2 separate regions of the Homo sapiens genome follow, and region 2 is linked to region 1. The links are chromatin loops, found by intact Hi-C in ENCODE. Cell type or tissue: PC-9. All regions are shown on one strand. Links, peaks and the distances in the headings refer to the core of each region. The heading gives the core; the rest is flanking DNA.

Region 1 (11,212 bases), core at 3,401-8,400:
AAGCAATTCTCCCACCTCAGCCTCCTGAGTAGCTGGGAATATAGGCATGTGCCACCATGTCTGGCTAATTTTTGTATTTTTTGCAGAAACAGGGTTTTGCCATGTTGCCCAGGCTGGTCTCGAACTCCTGGGCTCAAAGTGATCTGCCCACCTCGTAAATAGCCTGTTAACTTTTAAAGAAAATTTAAAAACAAGAAAAAGTCTTAATATTTACCCATATACTTACCATTTCTGAAACTCTTATAAGTCCAAGTTTCTATTCAATATCCTTTTCATTCAACCTAAAAATCTTCCTTTAGCACTCAGTATTCATTCGGATTCTGTTTGTGTGGAAACAAGTCTTTATTAACCTTTACTTTGAAAAACATTTTAACTGGACATAGAATTTCAGGTTGGCACATATTTTTCATTCAGTACTTTAAAAATGTTCTTCCAGACTGTAAACTAGTTCAACCATTGTGGAAGACAGTGTGGCGATTCCTCAGGGATCTAGAACTAGAAATACCATTTGACCCAGCCATCCCATTACTGGGTATATACCCAAAGGATTATAAATCATGCTGCTGTAAAGACACATGCACACGTATGTTTATTGCGGCACTATTCACAATAGCAAAGACTTGGAATCAACTTAAATGTCCAACAACGATAGACTGGATTAAGAAAATGTGGCACATATACACCATGGAATACTATGCAGCCATAAAAATGATGAGTTCATGTCCTTTGTAGGGACATGGATGAAACTGGAAACCATCATTCTCAGCAAACTATTGCAAGGACAAAGAACCAAACACCGCATGTTCTCACTCATAGGTGGGAATTGAACAATGAGAACACATGGACACGGGAAGGGGAACATCACACACCGGGGCCTGTTGTGGGGTGGGGGGAGCAGGGGAGGGATAGCATTAGGAGATATACCTAATGTAAATGACGAGTTAATGGATGCAGCACACCAACATGGCACATGTATACATATGTAACAAACCTGCACGTTGTGCACATGTACCCTAAAACTTAAAGTATAATAATAATAAAATAAAATAAAACGAAACAAAGAAATAAAAATTGCTAATTTGCTAGGTGAAAAAAAAAATGTTCTTCCAATGTCTCCTGGCTTACATTGATGCTGACAAACCATGTCTAATAATTCTTATCTTTGTTCCCTTATATTTAATATATCTTCCCTAGCTACTTTAAAATTTTTCAGCAATTTGATTATGATGTGCCTTGGTGTAGTTGTCTTTATGTTTAGCCAGCCTAGGGTCACTGAGCTTCTTAAATTTATAGGTTTATAGTTTTTATTAAATTGAGGGGAAGCTATCCATTATTCCATCAAAATTTTCTTAATCCTATTACATAAATGTTAAACTACTTGATATTGTCCCTGCAGTCATTAATGCCTTCTTTTTGTTTTTCAGTATTTTTTCTATCTATGCCTCCGTTTGTATGGTTTCTTTCTATGTCTTCAAGCGCATTTATCTTTTCTTCTGTAGTGTCAAATCTGTTATTAAACCCATTCAGTAAATATATATATATATATATTTTCATGTATATAGCACTTGTTTAGGATGGAAGGACAAGTTTCATGTCAGTTACTTCTTTGTGACCAGAAGCAGAAGTTTCTTATCTCCTTATTTTTCTTATTTTTATCTTTTTTCTTATCTCCTTATTTTTCTCTTCATATTTCATGTTCTGTAGTTTCATATGTTAGGGTTGGATTTATTTTTTTTATTTATTTATCTTGCTTGGAATTCACTGGGCTTCTGAGTGACTTTAATCAGTTTAAGAAAATCCTGTCATTATTTCTTCAAACATTGCCTCTGTTCTATTCTTTGTCTTGTTTAATTTTGGAGCCTTAATTATTGGTTGATACGGGTCTTCTCCCTCTATTTTCCATATATCTCAACTCTGTTTGATATTTTCATACTTTCACCACATTGTGCTTCATTCTGGATTTCTTTTGATCTGTCTCCTAATTTACTAATTATCTCTTCAATTGGGTCCAATTTGCTGTTAGAATCATTCTACTTGGTTCTGCTTTAAATCCATTAGATCACTTTTTACATTCCCGGAAATATTTTCAGGCTTGTTTTTTAACATGTGCCTAACAGGTAGTTTCAATCTCTGGAGGCTTTGTGCATCTGTTTCTGCTGTCTGTTGTTTTTGCTGATTCTTACTCACGGTGCCTTCTCTCCCTATGTGCTTATTTGCTCACTGCCTTTGAAGAATTACTTGTGGAGATTTTTGAGGCTTAGGATGAAGAGGTCTTCATTGAGGGAGGATTTGCCTTTGCTTTTGCTAGGTCCCCAAAGGAAATACTAATCTGGAATCATTTAAAATTAAATTCAAGGTTTGAGGTTTTCTTTTACTACCTAGGTGATATAAATTTGGGCTGCAAATCAGGCTGGCTTGGACTTTTTCCTTCTGCTCTGCTCAGCACCAAGGAAACTTTCTTATAGTCCCTTGGAGATGTGGCAGAGGGGGTAGGTTTACTTTTTTTTTTCTTGGAGACAGGGTCTCATCCTGTCACCCAGGCTGGAGTGCAGTGGCACAATCATGGCTCACTGTAGCCTCAGCCTCCCAAGTACCTGGAACCATAAGTGTGTGCCACCACACCCAGCTGATTTTGTTAGTTGTAGAGACTGGGTCTTCCTATGTTGCCCAGGCTGGTCTTGAACTCCTTGGCTCAAGAAATCCTCCTACCTTGGTCTCCCAAAATGCTGGGATTACAGGCATGACCCACCATGCCCAGCCTAGGTTTACTTCTATTTCACCTTACACTAAGGGTATAACTCTTTGATTTTTCAGTTTTATATGGGGTCAGTCTCCTATTAGATTCATAACTTCGGGCCAGCCATGAGTTTGAAGTTCTCAGACCAGCCATCAAAACCAGAGTGCAAGTTTGCTTCTATCAGCAAATACCTTCTGGTTAAAAGTAGCCTTTTTGTTTCACTTATCACTTTGAGTTTTCACTTTCAACTAGATTTTGACCTGATATTTCCCTACTATTTTGTTGGCTCTTTCATGCTTTTAAGATGTCTTAACTATTTTATCCAGCATTTTAAAGCTATTTTCAGCAGGAACGTTGATTCAAATAACCCAGCCCAAGCCTTTCACATTCCCAGAAACTGAAGTCCACTTAAAAAAGAAATCCCATCAAATGGCCTCTATAGGTAATCCAAACCCTCACTGGTTATTTTTTGTTTGTTTGGGGGTGAAGAGGTTGTTTGCTTTTTGCTTTTACAGACTAATGTGTCTTCCTTAAAAAGCAATTGAGAAAGTACCCTATAATGTAAGACTTTGTAAGGATTCAAATATAAAATAACTTCCTCTTTTCTGAGAAAGTAGCTTGGGAAGATAAAATCTCACCTTATGTTGAGTATATATGATATATAAAGTCTTTCACAATACCTAACATACAGTAGGTATTTAATAAATACCCTATACTTACTTTCCCTCCCCTCTCTCCTCTAGCTCTTCAGCTTTGAATAAAATCTAAGTTGTCCAGATGCTTAAGATAATGTGATTCAAAATAAATAACATGTGAATCTATCCCTGCTTAGAGTAAGTGGCATGGTCAGTATGACATTTCTCTAAGACTCCTCTAGTCCACAGTGAAAATCACATGAATTTCTGTCTCTCTCTATCTCAAACACACACACACACACACACACACACACACGCACACAAGACCACATAACCTTATAAATTACTTCTTTTACAGTCTTTATTTTCAGGGATTGTTATGAAGCATAATGACCAACATATCATAGAACAAACTTAAGTTCTATTTAGAAAATGAAGACTTTTGGACTCCAGATAGAAATGTTCTTCTCTACTCATATAGGACTTGGGAATTTCCCAAGAAAGAAATGAGTAACAACTTAATGTAGGATCTTCCTTCAGTGACTTGAATGAGGGTGGAGCAAGCTTTTTACATTAGTACAAGCATATTGCTAGGATATGCCTGATGGCCACTGTGCTGAGGAGGTAGAAATTAGGCCAGAGCCACTTCCATTTCCTTACCTTTTTTTTCTCTTTTGAGACAGAGTCTGGCTCTGTTGCCCAGGCTGGAGTTCAGTGGCACAATCTTGGCTCACTGCAACCTCCGCCTCCTGGGTTCAAGCAATTCTTCTGTCTCAGCCTCCCAAGTAGCTGGGACTACAGGCATGTGCCACTATGCCCAGCTAACTTTTGTACTTTTAGTAGAGATGAGGTTTTGCCAAGTTGGCCAGGCTGTTCTCAAACTCCTGACTTCAGGTGATCAGCCCACCTTGGCCTCCCAAATTGCTGGGATCACAGGCATGAGCCACTGTGCCCAGCCTCCTTACTCTTTAAAACACATCACAGCAATGTTTGTAAGATTGCAAGAGGAGGCCAGGCACAGTGGCTCACACCTGTAATCCCAGCACTTTGGGAGGCCGAGGCAGGCAGATCATGAGGTCAGGAGATCGAGACCATCCTGGCTAACACGGTGAAACCCTGTCTCTATGAAAAATACAAAAAATTAGCCAGGCGTGGTGGCGGGCACCTATAGTCCCAGCTACTGGGGAGGCTGAGGCAGGAGAATGGCGTGAACCCGGGAGGCGGAGCTTGCAGTGAGCAGAGATCGCACCACTGCACTCTAGCCTGGGTGACAGAGCGAGACTCCGTCTAAAAAAAAAAAAAAAAAAAAAAGATTGCAAGAGGTTAAGGAGGTGCAGCAGCCTGCCCCCATTCTCACTACAAATTTCCAATTATTATGACCAGCACTACCTCCATATTAAAATGAAGTTTTTCCCTATCGACTATGCCTTTTAGTTCATATTCTCCTATTCTGTGATTTCTCTGCTTGTAGAGTTCTGTCCATGATATTGAAAGAGACCAAGAAAGAGAGGAAAGCACAAATTCACAACATTTATAAAGTTAAAGAATTCTTCGAGATGGCCTAATTCAATGCTTCCTTGTCCATACATAATTAAGTGGAAAGGCCAGAGAGGTTATGAGGTGCACAGGGTTATAGACCCACACTAGAACTCCCAAGTTCTTGACTTGCTATATACATCCCACTACGCTGTGCTACTGGTTCCCTGCAAGCTCTCAGAACTCTTCTTATCCATGCTTCATACTCGGAGAGAGTGAGGCAAGGGCAGATCTTAAGGCCAGCTGAATGAAGTTCTTTACATTGCCACTAGTAGGATTCAGAAGAATCAGGAATACACAGAAAATGCAGAGTTAGGAAACGTCGTCTAGAGAGGGAGAATGGAACAGGATTTGGAAGTAATGGAAGGTCAAGACTGATGAGAGAGGGAAAGGCATTCCAGGTAGATAAAACTGATATTTGAAGTCTCCATGCAAAGAAAGAATGAGATATGTTGGTGAGGAGCACAATAACAAAAGTGATAAAAATATGGAATACTAGCTCAGGCCAACAATACTCAGATAATGGAGCGCATTTCATCTAACACTAATTTTCCTCCTCTAGCACAAAGAAGATATGGGATCAAATTAATATCTGAGAAGCATTATAAAAGAACTGAGATAATTTTAGCTGGAAAGGTATAAGGGAGATGTGGATCTTCCTTTCCACAATGAAAAGAAATGAGCTAGAATTGCCATTAGGAAATTAAGATTAGGCATTGGGGCAATCAGCTGTGCGCTTTTACCTGAAAGAGGCCAAAGAGTCAGGAAATCTTGAAACAAGGTCTGAAGGAGACACCCTTCAGCCTGGCATGAGTTAAGTTCAGTCCTGCCTGGAGGCAGAGGGAGGGATGAAATGTCCTGTCATAGAGTCTAGAAGTCTGGATCAGGGCCAATTCATGGAAACAAAGCATCTCATTATGGAGAGAGGTGGAGAACAGCAGGAAAAATCTCCAGCCTATTTGTCTGGGACTTCAGAGCAGTGTAGAAGTTTTCTGGCTTGATCAGTTTTAGACTCTGATGATAATAACAAAAACAAATTTCAGTTAAACCAAAATGAAAGAATTTCCCATGATAATGCCATGAATCTTGGATCTCACTCACTGGGGAGGTTAAAACACCTGAGAACAACCAGCATGAACAACTTAGGCACTGTTGAGAATGAAAACAGAGAGGGATAAAAATTATTGCTAAGTTGGATGCAGCCATAAAAAAGAATGAAATCACGTCCTTTGCAGCAACATGGATGTAGCTGGAGGCCATTATCCTAAGTGAACTAACACAGGAATAGAAAACGAAATACCGCATCTTTTCACTTATAAGTGAGAGCTAAACATTGAGCGCACATGGACATAAAGATGGCAACAACAGACACTGGGGACTACTGGAGAGGGGAAGGAGGGAGAGGGGCAAGGAATGAAAAACTATCTACTGGGTACTATGCTCATTACCTGGGTGACGGGATCATCCATACCCCAAGCCTCAGCATCATGCAATTTAAAAAAAATTATTGCTAAGTTGGAAATTTAGGATTCGACTCTGAGGCCTTGGAGCTTGTCAGGGAGGGTTGGTTAAGTGAGGGTCCTCCCAGCCTAGTGGCTATGCGAGAACTTGCTTCTGGGAACCCATGGTGAAGGCTGGGTGTGTCTGAGCGTGTGCTGAATTCCTGGCTTCAATGACAGACTACCAGGCGGCTGAAGAGTCTGTCATTGCTGATGTCATCATATTTACAAGATTCATAGGTCCCCTCTCCAGAATGAGGGCCTCTCTGCCCCTGCTGCCATCTCCCACCACTGTGTGCACTGTATGAAGAAGCAGAGCATCGTGGGAGGCAGGGTGAGGGACTCCTGGGCGTGTCTGCCCACTCCCACCCAAGGAATGAGGAAATGATTGCTTGGATAATTCACACTGCACTTCCACTGTCCTGGTCATGGCTTCCATGTTGCAGGCTACATTCAGCTAGATTTAACAGTAGAATGTTCTCATAAGTGTGCTGTGGTGTAGTGGTTACCATGGTTACCTAACAGTGGAATCCCCTCACTTTAGAAAATCTTCAAAGAGAGATTTTGTATTTATCTGGGATGGAGGCAGAAGTATGGATAAGAGGATATCTTAAATTTTCCTTTCTTTTTCTTTTTTTTCTTTTTTTTTGAGCGTGTGTGTGTGCGTGTGTTTTGTTTTGTTTTGTTGAGACAGGGTCTCGCTCTGTCACCCAGGCTGGAGTGCAGAGGCATGAACAGGGCTCACTGCAGCTTCAACGTCCTGGGCTCAAGCAATCCTCTCACCTCAGTCTCCTGAATAGCTGGGACTACAGGCACGTGCTCCCACATCTGGCTTTTTGTTTTTAGTAGATACGGGGTCCTACTATACTGCTCTGGCTGGTCTTGAACTCCTGGGCTAAAGTGATCCTCCCGCTTTGGCCTCCCAAAGTGCTGGGATTACATGCATGAGCCATTGTACCCAGCCTCAGATTTCTATTGAAATACTCTACAATACTTTTCTGTCCTGTGCCTGTTAAAATCTATTTAAATTATCTTCCTGCCAACATCCTAGGGGTTCAAAAGAGTGTGGGTGCTTCGTCCGACTCCTTCAAGTAATTGTTTCTAGGCTCTGCCTCTAGAGATGCCATTAGAAAACTGATAGGCATGGGGAACCAGCTTCTCCCCAGAGAGTGAAACTCCCAAGCAACCAGTCCCACATTCCTCTCTGACTCATGCTCCCAACCCCCCACTGTGCCCTAAAGGTCAGTGGGCTGGGAAACAGGCCACATCTAGGACAACTGCTGCTGGAATAAGATGTCTATCCTGATAGCCAGGACTTACCTCCTCCCATCCTCAGCCCTGGGTAACTCCCTGGCCCGTGCCCCAAGTATTGTGATAAGATGCTACCAGTGATAAGAAGAGGATAGTCAACAAGGAATCTACCCTAGGGCTGACAGCCTCACTGGGGAGGTCATATCACAGGCTCCATGGATCATCTCTGATTCCTCCACTTGCCATAGCAGAGCATCCCCCTGGCCCCTGAGGAGGAGACACTTCTCATTATCTGAGTCAGTGGATGAGAGCAGAGGCCACATGATTTTGTCATTTGCTGAGTGTCTGCCATGTGCCAAGTCCTATGCTAAGTGCTAAGTATTCAATGGTGCACAAGCCTTGTATGTAGCTTACTGTCTAGTAGTAGAGGCCACCATTAAACAGTTTCACAAATGTAATTAGTGTTACAAAGAGAAAAGAGAAGTGAAATAAATCCTCATTGCTTTATCTTTGGATACCTACACTCATACACATACATACAAACACACCCTTTGAGTCTATCCCTGATGCTTGCTCTGACTCAGTGTTTCTGTCAAACCCAAGGCAGTGGAAGTATGGAGTCTGCAAAAATCCACAAAGTGGATAGTGCACAAATCAGGAATAAGGAGTTGACCCTATGCCAGTATGAAAATTCACCCCTGGCTATAAGTCTAGATATAAAAGTCATATCAAAATTGGTCACAAAATTCTATTTACACATCTAGGTTGAATAAATTTTATCTTCACTTCCTCAAAGCCACCCATCTCTGAAGCAAACGAGGCAAAAAAAAATTTTTTTAGAAACCAGAGGTGCACGCAACCATAGGGAAGAGAGGCCTTAAAAGATGGGTTTGAGTCACCCTTGCTTCCTCTCTCTATGTCCCGTTCTGATATCACTGAGTCTGGCCTGCAGACAGAGCTTTGGAGAGTCTTCTCATTCATTTCACTGCCTTCAAAATCTGCAGACAAATGCTAATTGACCCTATTCTTCTAGATCCTCAGATAGAGGGACTGCCCAGTTTCCTTCAGTAAACCATGCTGTTGGAAAGTTCTTCTTTGCTAATTCTATTTATTATTTCTCTACAAAATTAATTCCTTTCTTGATATTTTGTCTTTTAAATCTAAATATGCCAAGGGGAAGAGGTAGACACATTATAATATTTCCCCCTCATAATCTGAAAAGTATAAAAGCATAAACAATTTGAAAAGTGACCACCTCTTCTTTCTGCTTCAGAGAAAATTCCAGCAGAGGTTCAAGGTGAAAATATCACAAAAATTTGGGAAGCTAGGGCTGGGACTCTTCTCCTCTGCCATCAGTTAGCATAACCCAGGTTTGGAAGACCTCTGTGCAACAGGCTGGGAAAAATCCAGGGGCAGTTTCTAGGTGGTATTTCCTTCCTTCAAGTAAGGTGACTCCAGAAAGTTAAAGGTCAAGGGATAGATGCCAGGTGTAAAAGTTTCTTTGCTTTACTGTGAAACCTTTTCATACAGAAAAAATGGGTAGGCTGAATGAGGCAAGGAGCATGTGGCTGGTTAAGTTAAATTCTGCAGGCCATCATATGATTCCAGAATAGAACGAGGCAAAACAAAGTGTGGAGTCCATTTGGACAGATAATTACAACTGAAATTTAAACAATATTATAGAAAAATCTAGACATTAGGTTTACATTATACTTGGTCTTTATGCTTTACTTCATGTGAGAGGAGCACCTTAGTCATATAAAGTCAGAGTCCCAGAAACCTTAGTCTCTTGTTCTCAAAAGCTAAGGGGAAGAATAAACATTTTAGCCCTCCTGAAATTATTCTATTTATGGCCCTGCCTTCAGCTAGGAAGACACATCCTAGGTTGGTCATTTAGGTCCTCTAGCAATTTCATCCTAATTTCTCACTAAACCCATTTCTTTGGAATTTTCCAACTTAGAGCTATGCTTCAGCCAAGATAACACTTTCACTAACCCCCATAGCCTGACTCTTCTCACATTTAAGCCTCAGACTGAACAATGAATGTCTCTCATCACCTAGAGTGTTGTCTTCACAGACTGCTTCCCACAATCTCCCATCAAAACCCAGCTCAAATCCTTTTCTTGCAGAGTCTTCCCTTATAACTGCAACTAATTGAGATTACTTCTTTACTCCAGTTTAACTTAGCCATTTAGTTTCAACAACATGTAATTACATAAGCCTGCAGGTGAGTTCACATGTATGTGTTTCTATGGGACAGTGGGAGATTAGACTATCTAGTTTCCCCACTCCTCTCCTTGGGGTTCTTCAGTAAACGCTAAAATTATTTTTGAGATGGACTAACTGCTCATCACAGAATGAGACACAAAAACTATTCTGTATCAAGTTCTGAGAGATGGGCCAAAGATGAATAGCAATTTCAAGAATGGAGAGAATGGCTTACAGAGAAGAGATATCCTAATTCTGTACTCCATCAGAATTCACACTTATGACATTGTTTGGGAGCATTTGATTAAGTGTTTCTAGTATCAGACCAATATCTAAACTCCCATTCAGAAGGAGCATCGAGTATAAGCTTTATACAGGGGAGAAGCATGGTAACCTATAGCAGCGCCTAGCACATAACGCAGGCTCAGCCAGCATTTGTGGAAGGAAGGAAAGGTTGAAAGGGGGGCCTGAGAGGGCAAGGAAGGGATTGAGAGGGTCAGTAGGTTCTAAATCTCTCTTTATTGTCACTTGCTAAAGTTGGTTGACTTTCCAAGCAAGAGAAAGCCAGTCAATGATTTCTCTGACTAGAGGAACTGGAAGCTATGGGGATGAATATGAACTCTGGTTAACAGGAAAAGGAATATCAGTATGGGGAAGTTTCCCATACAATGGAAAACAAGATACAGATAAACAGAGAATTAATGCTGGAGTACCATCTTCGCTATCAATGCTGGGAGAATGAGGGGTAAGGACATTTATGGAAGCTAGTTAAAGTAGACTTTCCAGAGGAGGAAGAGGAGATAATAGACCAGAGCTTGGCAAGAACGAAGCTACAGGATTGAGCACACAAGAATAGGACAGAACAGAACAGCCGTGCAGACCATCAGAAATGACACAGGGTAACTATGGAAGGTTTATCTTAGCATGAAAAGGCTTTGTTGAAAGTCAGGAGAACTGAAATGGTGGGAGAGTGAGTAGTTGATGGGAGTACTGAGGAATGAAGATGAGCTTGATAAAGCTATACAACTCTGCTGCCATGGACATAAAAATGGGAGAACAAGGAAGAGTGTAAACTCTCTTTACAGGTGGGAGGGGGTTAAGAACTGAAAAACTCCCTACTGGGTATTATGCTCACTTCCTGGGTGAAGGGTTCAATTGTACTCCAAACCACAGCATCACATAATATACCTTTGTAACAAACCTGCATGTGTAGCCCTGAAATCTAAAATAAAAGTTGAAAACAAGAAAAAAAAACCTGGCTCTATTATCCAAATTAATTTATATTTCTTGAGCATCTCCTATGCAAGGCATTATGTTAAGCCCAGGAATATAAAGGGATATACAGT
Region 2 (8,173 bases), core at 3,168-8,167, 81 kb before region 1:
CTTTCACCTTCGCCTCACAGCTGGACTCCAGGCCCTTTCTCTCCCTTCTCCTTGCCGCCAGTCATCTGAATCGTCTTTTCTACCCAGACCCACATCCCCACCAACTCCCCCACTTTCTTTACTCTTTTTTTTCCTTTCATTCTTTGCTCTTACCTCCTCAACCCTACCTCCTGCTGCACTATTCATGACCCTTCTAAGTCCCTATCCCCTCCTTTTTTCCCAAACCTCTCCCCAATTTTCTTCTTCCCTATTTCCTGGTCCCTTCCTCTCACATCCTTCAGGACTGGATCCCGGATCAGTTACAACAGATATGGGCGAATGGCAGAGTAAACGCATCCACTGGCATTTCTTTCGAAATGTAAGTAATGGGGTCTGTGGGAAGGTGGAGGGAGAGGCGCCTGGGAGAACTAGGGCCGGGCTTTCTGTCCCCACCTCCTCACCCCCAGGCCTGGGGAGTCCCCGTCAGGATCCCCCAACTCCGGAATCCCTGCCGCCTCCAGCCGCAGGCAGACGAAAAAGGAACACTCTCCATTTCTTTTGTGGGGATGTTTACATGTTTATAGGCTCCCCCCACCCGCACTTCATTTTATAAGAAGCTCTTCCTCGCCACACATTCTGTCACCCTGGGCGTCCCTAGCTCAGTCCTGTTCTGCCCGCCCTGGTAAGAGGTCGGGTTTGAATCCGCCGCTTGAGTGGCCGGGGTCCTTACCGCTGGCCGAGAGCCCGCCGCCGGGGTTCAACGGCGATACCAAGCTGCCGGGGTCGCCTGCGCCGGCGCCCTTGTTGCCCTCGTTGAGCAGGGACGAACTGGAGTCGGATTCCAGCGACTGGCAGGAGGGCGGGTCGTGCGGAGGTCCTGCGCCGCCGCCGCCGTCGCCACCGCCGCCGCCCGCCGCGTAGTCGTACTTGAAGCCGAGCGCAGGCGGCCCCGACGGCTCCAGCGGGAGCAGCGCTGCCCCGGGCCCGGCTCCCGGGTCGCGCCCGCGCTCCTCACGCTTCAGGCCCCCGCCGCCACCCTCGGCGCACGGCTCGCGGTAGTAACCCTTGCCGTCCTCCACGCGCGCCAGCTCGCACGTGCGGCCGAAGGGAGGGTTGAGAGACACTGGGCTGCCGAGGTAGGGCTGCGGGTAGCCATTGCACGGCTCCGCCGACGGCCAGGACAGGGAGCACACGTTGTCGCGGCGTGGGTAGGACAGCGAAGGCAGCCCGGGAAGCTGCGCCCCGGACGCGCGGAAGTTGGGGAAGTAGAAGGTGTCTCCCGTGTGGATGTTTACCAGCGGCCCCACAAACCCGGGATTCAGGAGATTATGCTCGCCCATTTCCGCGGGGCCCGACCGGCAGCTTCTACTTTATTGCTATCTGACATTAAACATAGTTAAATCTGCACCAGTCACCCATTGGCCGCCCCACTCACGTGGGCACGGCCGCCAGGGGGAGGGGTGGGGACAACCGATCCCCCCCCCCCACCATCCCATCCCGCACTCTAACTTCCCCCTTCCCCAATCCTGGGGGTGAGTGGGGTAACAAAGGGCGGGGGCAGGTTTATTTGCTGAACTGATTTTCTAAAACAATGTATATAACCTAACGCAGAGAGTAAAGCAATTGCCCAACACGGGGCAAAAGGGAAAAAACACACACCAAAAAATGCCCGCATATATACACCCCTATAACCTGCACCCCCCCCCATATATTATCTTATCGCCAACAGCTGGCCAAGCACAGCCTGTCCCTCTTTAATTAGCTTCTTTATTAACTAAAACCGTTGGAATTTACAATATCTCCTCAATAAATTACTATTAGATATTGTGTCATATAAAGTTTACTGACTGTTTAAGGAGACGGATGAGCCCTTTGGCTCGGGGTTTATTTACAGTAGAGGCGAAGTGGGGGTAAGGACAGGTTTCCCTGCCGTTATCTCTTCCCGCCCCAGCTGCTGCTGCACACTTCTTTATCAGCTCTTTATCCTCAGGAATTTGGAGAGACATTTGGAGTCCTCTTCCCCAATACTCAAGGATAATTGATAATGCCGGGTTTTCCTCTGGAGCCGGGAGCCACCCAGCCTCACACCTCCACTCACGGCTAGAGGAAGGATGCGGAAGGGAGGTAGAGAATGCAGCAAAAGGAGGTGCCTAGCTCCACATGGACCTGCCTGCCTGCTCCTGAAAATCTGGGGGCGAACTACTCTTCTGCTGTCATTTCCGGGGAACTGAGGAGCTTCTGGGGGCCTCCTGGAGTCTTTGCAGTGGGAAGCTTTGGACCCCTAACAGGGCTTGACTGGGCTGAGAGGGGCCTAATTCTCACTGCGGAGGAGACAACTGCACCCCAGAACCGGCCAAGCCTGCCCCTGGGACCATCAGATAGCAGTGCAGAGGCCCGCAGTAGGTTGCCTCCTGAGGGGGCTAGGATTGAGGGAAAAAACCCTTGAAGAATTATCTTATTGGGGGGTGAAATTATATTTATGGTGCAAACTCAGAAGCTCCCTCCAGAGAAGGCCGAGAAGCAATGCTGGCCATTGGTGAGATAATCAACATCTGCAAAACCACAATCCGATCTCAACTAGGTCCACAGAACACAGCCAAGCGGATTAAAAAGAAAGACAAAATAAAACTCCCCCAAACCAGATGTATCCTTTTGGGGTCTAATAGAAAAAACACTCGAATTTCCATGTGATTATTTCGAGCTTCTAACCAATGCATGGCTTAAGTAATACAGGGTTGGATAAATAGTTCAGTAAACGTCTAAATACGAAAAAATACCAGAAGATTGAAAGAAAATTGGAGACAGAGATTCGGAGAGAATGAGAAAGAAACCCATTTAGGTGAAAGTTAAATATCAGAGAAAGCCTGAGAATAAGCCAAAGCTGCAAAAGCAGATCGAAGCAGAGAAGATTCTCCCTTTTTTTCCTCTCCCTCCCCTCTCTCCTCTGCAGGACGCGGCAGAGAGAAACGCAGATTCTTTGAATTCCACCGCTCCCCGGGCGATTTCATATCCCAAACCGTAGCTGCTCACTCCGACAGAAATGTGTCCCCGCGGGCGCCGCCCTGCCCGGAGCAGTTCGAAGCTCGCAGCTCGGTGCCTGTCCCTTGCCCTGCTTGGCCGGTTCCCCTTCCCCGCCCCTGCTTGCCTAGCTGCCCGGCCTGGTCCAGCCCCTCCCGCCCCCAGGAGCCGGCCCCGCGTTAGGCGCACTTGTCGGAACTTAGGGCAAGCCATGGGCTGCAAACCCGAAGCCGCCACCTTCAGTTAGAGCCGGTGGCGCCAAGGAATGAGCAGGAGACTCAGCCTGGATTGGCCTTTTTGTGCCTAACTGATAAGGGGCTGGGAGGCTACGGAGAGGAGCATCTCTCAGCTGCAAATTCCAGGTCACAGCATCTGTAACATCTTATTTCCCCTTCTCAAGATACATTGATGAGCGCCATTGAAATTTTAGTTTTTAAAAAACATTTTATTTGAGGGTTAATTTGGTCATAAAGATAAACAGGGTGTGACATTAATATTGCTGTTGATTTCAATCAGAACATCGTGCGGGCAGCTAGGTCTGCGCCCAGGCTCTCCAGGCCTCTGCGCTCAGCCGCTATTGTTGGTGTGAGGGATGCCGAGCTGGGCTTTGCCAAATAATCACTAGCCTTTGAGGGGTGGAGTATTCTCCTCATTCTCTTTTCCCTTCCCAGATAATTCCAATCTCCTAGAAGAGGGACCCCAAGAGGAAGGTCTCAGCCTCTCCCCATTCCCTCCACCCCAGCAGGCAACTCCCAGGCCGGGAGCTCTGCTCGCTGCCCTCCCAGGCCAGGCCGCTGAGCGTGAGGAGCAGCGGCCACAGGGCGGCGGATGCAACGCAGGAGAAATGAAGATTGGGTGAAGGCGTCCTTCTTCCAGGCACGCATTTCTTCTAGCCTGATTTAGCCTCATCAAAGAGGGCCGTTTTCCCCAGGTTTTGGATTCGGCGGGCAAAGAAGCACGCACAAACCCCTCTTTCTTCTTTGCAGCTGACCCTGATTCCTCTCAGGGAGAGCTGTCGACAACCACTAGCAAAATTCGCATCCCCGGTGTCCTGCTCCCTGAGACCCACCGGGAACCTAGGGGTTTTCAGGACTCTGGCAAGGACCCAGGTAATCTAAGCGTCCAGCCTTCCGGTGCACCACCGAGGCTCCGTTTGTGGTTAAGGAACCCCGCGACACACGCAACTCAGGCACCCGTTTTTTAACCGGGCTCGGACAAAAATGCAGCTCCCAGTCTGGGTCCCCGGGGCCGGCGGGAGGCTCGGGTGAGACGCTTAAAATCTAAATCCAGCCTCGGCGAGAGCTGTTCGCCGGGAGCAGGCTGGGGCTGGGCGAGGGACTCGCATCCCAAGGAGTCGGGGCAGCCGTGTCTAGCCGGGCTTAACCCGCCGGCACTTCGCTGACCATGCGCAAAACTATAGGTGGTCAGGCCGAGGCACCCAAACCGTGGAGCGATTGGTGCGAACTCTCCCGTACATTTATCAGATCACAAGGCTAGAGCGGTGGCCTGCCTGCTGGCCCCTGGGCCACTGGCTCCCGCCGCAGCTGGCCAGGCTCTACTAAGCCTCGCTCATTAACTCGGGGTTAATTAAAGCTGAAAGCAAGGATGTGGTCCAAGGCTTTCCTTGAAGACCAAGGCAGCCTGTGTCCCTCAGCTCGTCCTCCAGCTGGATGCCCCGCCGCCTCTCTCACACCTTCTCTGTGCCTCCATCCCTCCTGCATCCTAGCAGCCTCCACTGCGGCTGAGCCCAGCGAAAGGAGTTAATTATAAAATCTACGCTGATTCTGGTGGGAGAGGCAACGTGGCTGCTGGCGGCTTAGACCGCGGGGAATCGGCTGTGAGTGACTGCGTTTTGGCTCCCCCGCCGACCCGTGGTCGGGAGTGATTCCGCGCAGTGCTGCCTTACCCCTGGTCTGTCCAGAGGCCGCAGCGGCCCAGTTCAAGGTCACTGTCTAGTTTGCAGAAAGCGGTTCTGCCTCGTATGCAAATTAGGCCGGGACTCAGCACCAGCAGGGGTGTGAGCAGGGATTTGGCCGGCGGAGAGAAGGGAAGATGAGAAGGGGGCTGAGTGGGAGGGCCTGCCCCCTTCCCTGCCCCCCGCCCAACCCTGCAGCCCTGTCTGCCTTGCCCCTTCGGGGCAACTTAGGCTTGGGACCTGACTTTTGTCGGGTTCAAACAAGGCTGGGGGGTAGAGTAGGGAGCTCAGTCTCCTATTTCATGGCTTCCAGGCTCCTTCAGGGGTTGGGGCCCACCTGGCTCCCAGCCCTCCCTGCCGGTGCCCGGGAGGTAAAGAGCAGATTGGGAAATCCCTTCCCCAGGTGCTGCTTTCTAGGGATTTGCAGCCTGGAGGAGGGAGGCTTGTAGGAACGCTCAGTGACGGAGCCCAGTAAGGCTTTTAGGCTCAGGCAAGTAGCCTGGGGCCAACGGAGCCCCTACCTTCTCCAGTTCTCCCGCGGCTTCTCTAGTCCTCTGTCACCAAAAGATTCCAGCCCGATTGCCTCTCAGAAAATGCGGGGGAAGTGAGAGCCCCCAGGCAAGGACATCTGGGAGGCCATCTCTCCACCCCAACCTGAGCATCCCTAAATGGACCACCTTCCCCCGTTTTGTGTTTCCTTCGGTGGCGCGCTAACAGTTAAATAGGGCCGCAGCTCTGACATTTTCCCCCTCCACCAGCAGAGGATCTCCTCCACCTAGTGAATTACTGAGTGTCAGGGAAGGTGTGGGAACCAAGTTAAAAAAAAAAATCACATCAAATGCCACACCCATAGCCGCCTGCAATGCAACAGTGAATCGTCTCCACCGACCTCTAAGCTGGGTGGGGGTGAGGACTACCCGGTGTGCCCTCACCCCTCGGCCTCCTTTTCTGGCTTTGACCCTGTCCACTGGCCCGGCCCAGCTCTGGGGAGGAGCTGAGATCTGCTTAGGGTCTGCTGAGCACCGCTACACAACTGCTTTCCAAACCTGGGGCCCCAGTTCCGGGCAGAGGAAGGGGCTTGGGCAGATTGGGGTGGGAGCAATGGGCCCCACCAGGAGGCAGGTGGGGGTGGGGAATGGACTACCAACCCCGGGGCTCGCTAGGCTGGGAGAGCGCGGACAGGAACAAGGGTCCACTTACCTTTGGAGACAGAAGAGGTTCATAAGGGTGAGGGATAGGAATTCTCAGCCTCTAGAAGCCTTCTGGATTCCCCGTCCCCAGGCCCGTGCGCCGGCCTCGCCAAGGTATCAGAGAAGGGCGGGGCGGGGGGAGGTGGAGAAAGCGGCCAGCGGCAGGCGCGCGGGAGCGGAGTTGCCAGAGCATCTCTGGAGAGGCCGCCTTTTATGGGCGTTATTAGCGCCCTTGTCTAGACTGGAGACGACACCTCCTCTGTGTGTAAACAGAGGCGGCGGGCTCCTGCGGGAAGGGGGATGGCGCGTCAAGGGGGCAAGCAGCCCTCCCCTTCGCTGGCCACCGGAAGATCAAGGCCTTTTCCACCCCTCCCCCCCCTTCCCTGTGCTCCCTGTGATGTCAAGGTCAGAAAGACCTAGTCACGGTCAAGGCTAAAAGAGGAAGAGCCTGGTTGGTTTTGAAAAGGCTCTGGCCCCCTCCTCCTCCTCCCAGAAGTCCCTAGCTCCCCAGGGCCCCTCAATTCTCCACCAGTGCAGGTCTAGATATACATCTGCCTGAACCACTCTTGGAGTTTTCTTGGGGGTGGGCTCCAATACCACCCAACACAGATCCCAGCAGATCCTAGGGTGGGGAGTTCTCTTTTGAACAGATGGAGCCACTGAAGGGGCTGCCTGCCGCATGGACCCCACCTCCAATAGGAGGGCTGTTCAGAGAGATAGCGGCTGCCCCAGGGGCCTGCCCCTGCCTTGCACCCACACTGGCCTACTGTCCCCACATTGCTCACCCAGCCGCCTGTGGATCAACCCCAGGAGCAGATGGTCTCTGGAGCAGACAGTCATGGAGGGATCTGCGGAAAGAACTGCTGCCCTTGTTCTCTCAGTTGGGTTCCGGCTGTGGGACTGCTGGCTGAAAGGCCCATTCTGCTGGGCCTCTGTCTGGAGACTAAGATGTGGGTGGGGAAGGGTTTTTCCCCCAAGCTCAGCAAAGAATCTCTTGAAGCCCTCTCTGGCAGCCCCGGAGAGTGACCACTAGATGGAGAGTCCTGTGAGGCCCTTGGCTGCCTGGGCCTCCCAGCTCTGGCCTAGGGAGATAGGGGAAGTGGGGAGTACCATCAGATTATGAGAAAGATAGCAGGAGTCTCAGCCCCTCTGTGTGTCTGCGTTTCCTCACAGAGGTTTCACCAGCAATTCAGATCACCCTGTACCCCCGGTATCCTCATATTTGCCTTCACACTTAGTCTTACTTTTAACACAAACACTAGGAGGCTGGCCTTGGAGAGAAAGACATATTAGAGACATGACTAAGAGATGAACTATCTCATAGAGTCCCCAAAGACAATGCCAATTCTTGGGAGAAGGAAAGGTAAGAAATCAACACAACCAGAGTTGTGTTAAAGAAGAAATCCTTATTCAGGGAAAGAATAATATATTTCACAAATGTGCCTCCCCGAAACACATGCTCACACACACTCACACAGTGTTTGCTTACTCTTATGGTAAAGTCATATCCAAATAAGTCCAGGCATGATACTCCTCCAAAATAAATCTGGGTATATTTAATGCACTGCACGAGGGCTCACAGGCACTCAGGAACTGAGGTCCTTTTTAGGCTTACCAGTGTCCCAATGCACCAGTAGTGAGCCTGCACAGGCTTTCCTTTTTCTTCTTCTTCACCTCCTCCTCCTCTTTCTTCTTCTTCTTTTTTTTTTTTTTTTTTTTTTTTTGAGACAGAGTCTCGGTCTGTCACTCAGGCTGGAATACAATGGTGAGATCTCAGCTCACTGCAACCTCCACCCCCCTGCCCCCGACCGGGGTTCAAGAGATCCTCCCACCTCAGCCTCCACAGACATGCACCACCATGCCAGGTTAAGTTTTTCTATTTTTGGTAGAGACTGGGTTTCACCATGTTGTCCAGGCTGGTCTGGAATTCCTGAGCTCAAGCTATCCACCCGCCTCAGCCTCCCAAAGTGTTGGGATTACAGGCGTGAGCCATCGCCCCTGGCTCCTCTTCTTTTTTTTCATTATTCCCTTCTAGAGCCTTAGGGGTGGTTCCCTCAATATGGGATGACTA

Evidence for each region. Hi-C counts contacts between places; a loop is a spot of excess contacts. Peaks named below come from ENCODE experiments on the same cell type or tissue, not always from the same donor. Only the 100,000 strongest peaks of a DNase experiment are listed, where the experiment ranks them.
Region 2: a loop joins it to region 1, with 2.3 times the contacts of the local background. A loop is called at or near these places in 1 of 110 quality-filtered maps.

Annotation. Positions count from the first base shown.
Region 1 is chr12:53,864,263-53,875,474 of GRCh38, reverse strand. The region is part of intron 4 of LOC105378250 (a long non-coding RNA gene); the gene reads right to left. Among named protein-coding and RNA genes, the nearest start is that of HOXC13, 69 kb to the left of the region's middle. RefSeq lists enhancers at 6,069-7,268, 7,487-7,656. In PC-9, for the core only: CTCF peaks have their summits at 5,143 and 5,351; DNase peaks (open chromatin) are centred at 5,774, 6,794 and 7,644; H3K27ac peaks cover 3,336 bases.
Region 2 is chr12:53,948,076-53,956,248 of GRCh38, reverse strand. HOXC12 (homeobox C12) reads right to left here and starts at 1,346. Exons shown (of 2, transcript NM_173860.3): 1 at 710-1,346. The coding sequence starts at 1,319. LOC105369775 (a long non-coding RNA gene) reads left to right here. Exons shown (of 3, transcript XR_944977.2): 2 at 282-358; 3 at 1,970-2,864. RefSeq lists an enhancer at 4,120-4,707. In PC-9, for the core only: a CTCF peak has its summit at 5,612; no DNase peak of the experiment used is centred there; H3K4me3 peaks cover 192 bases.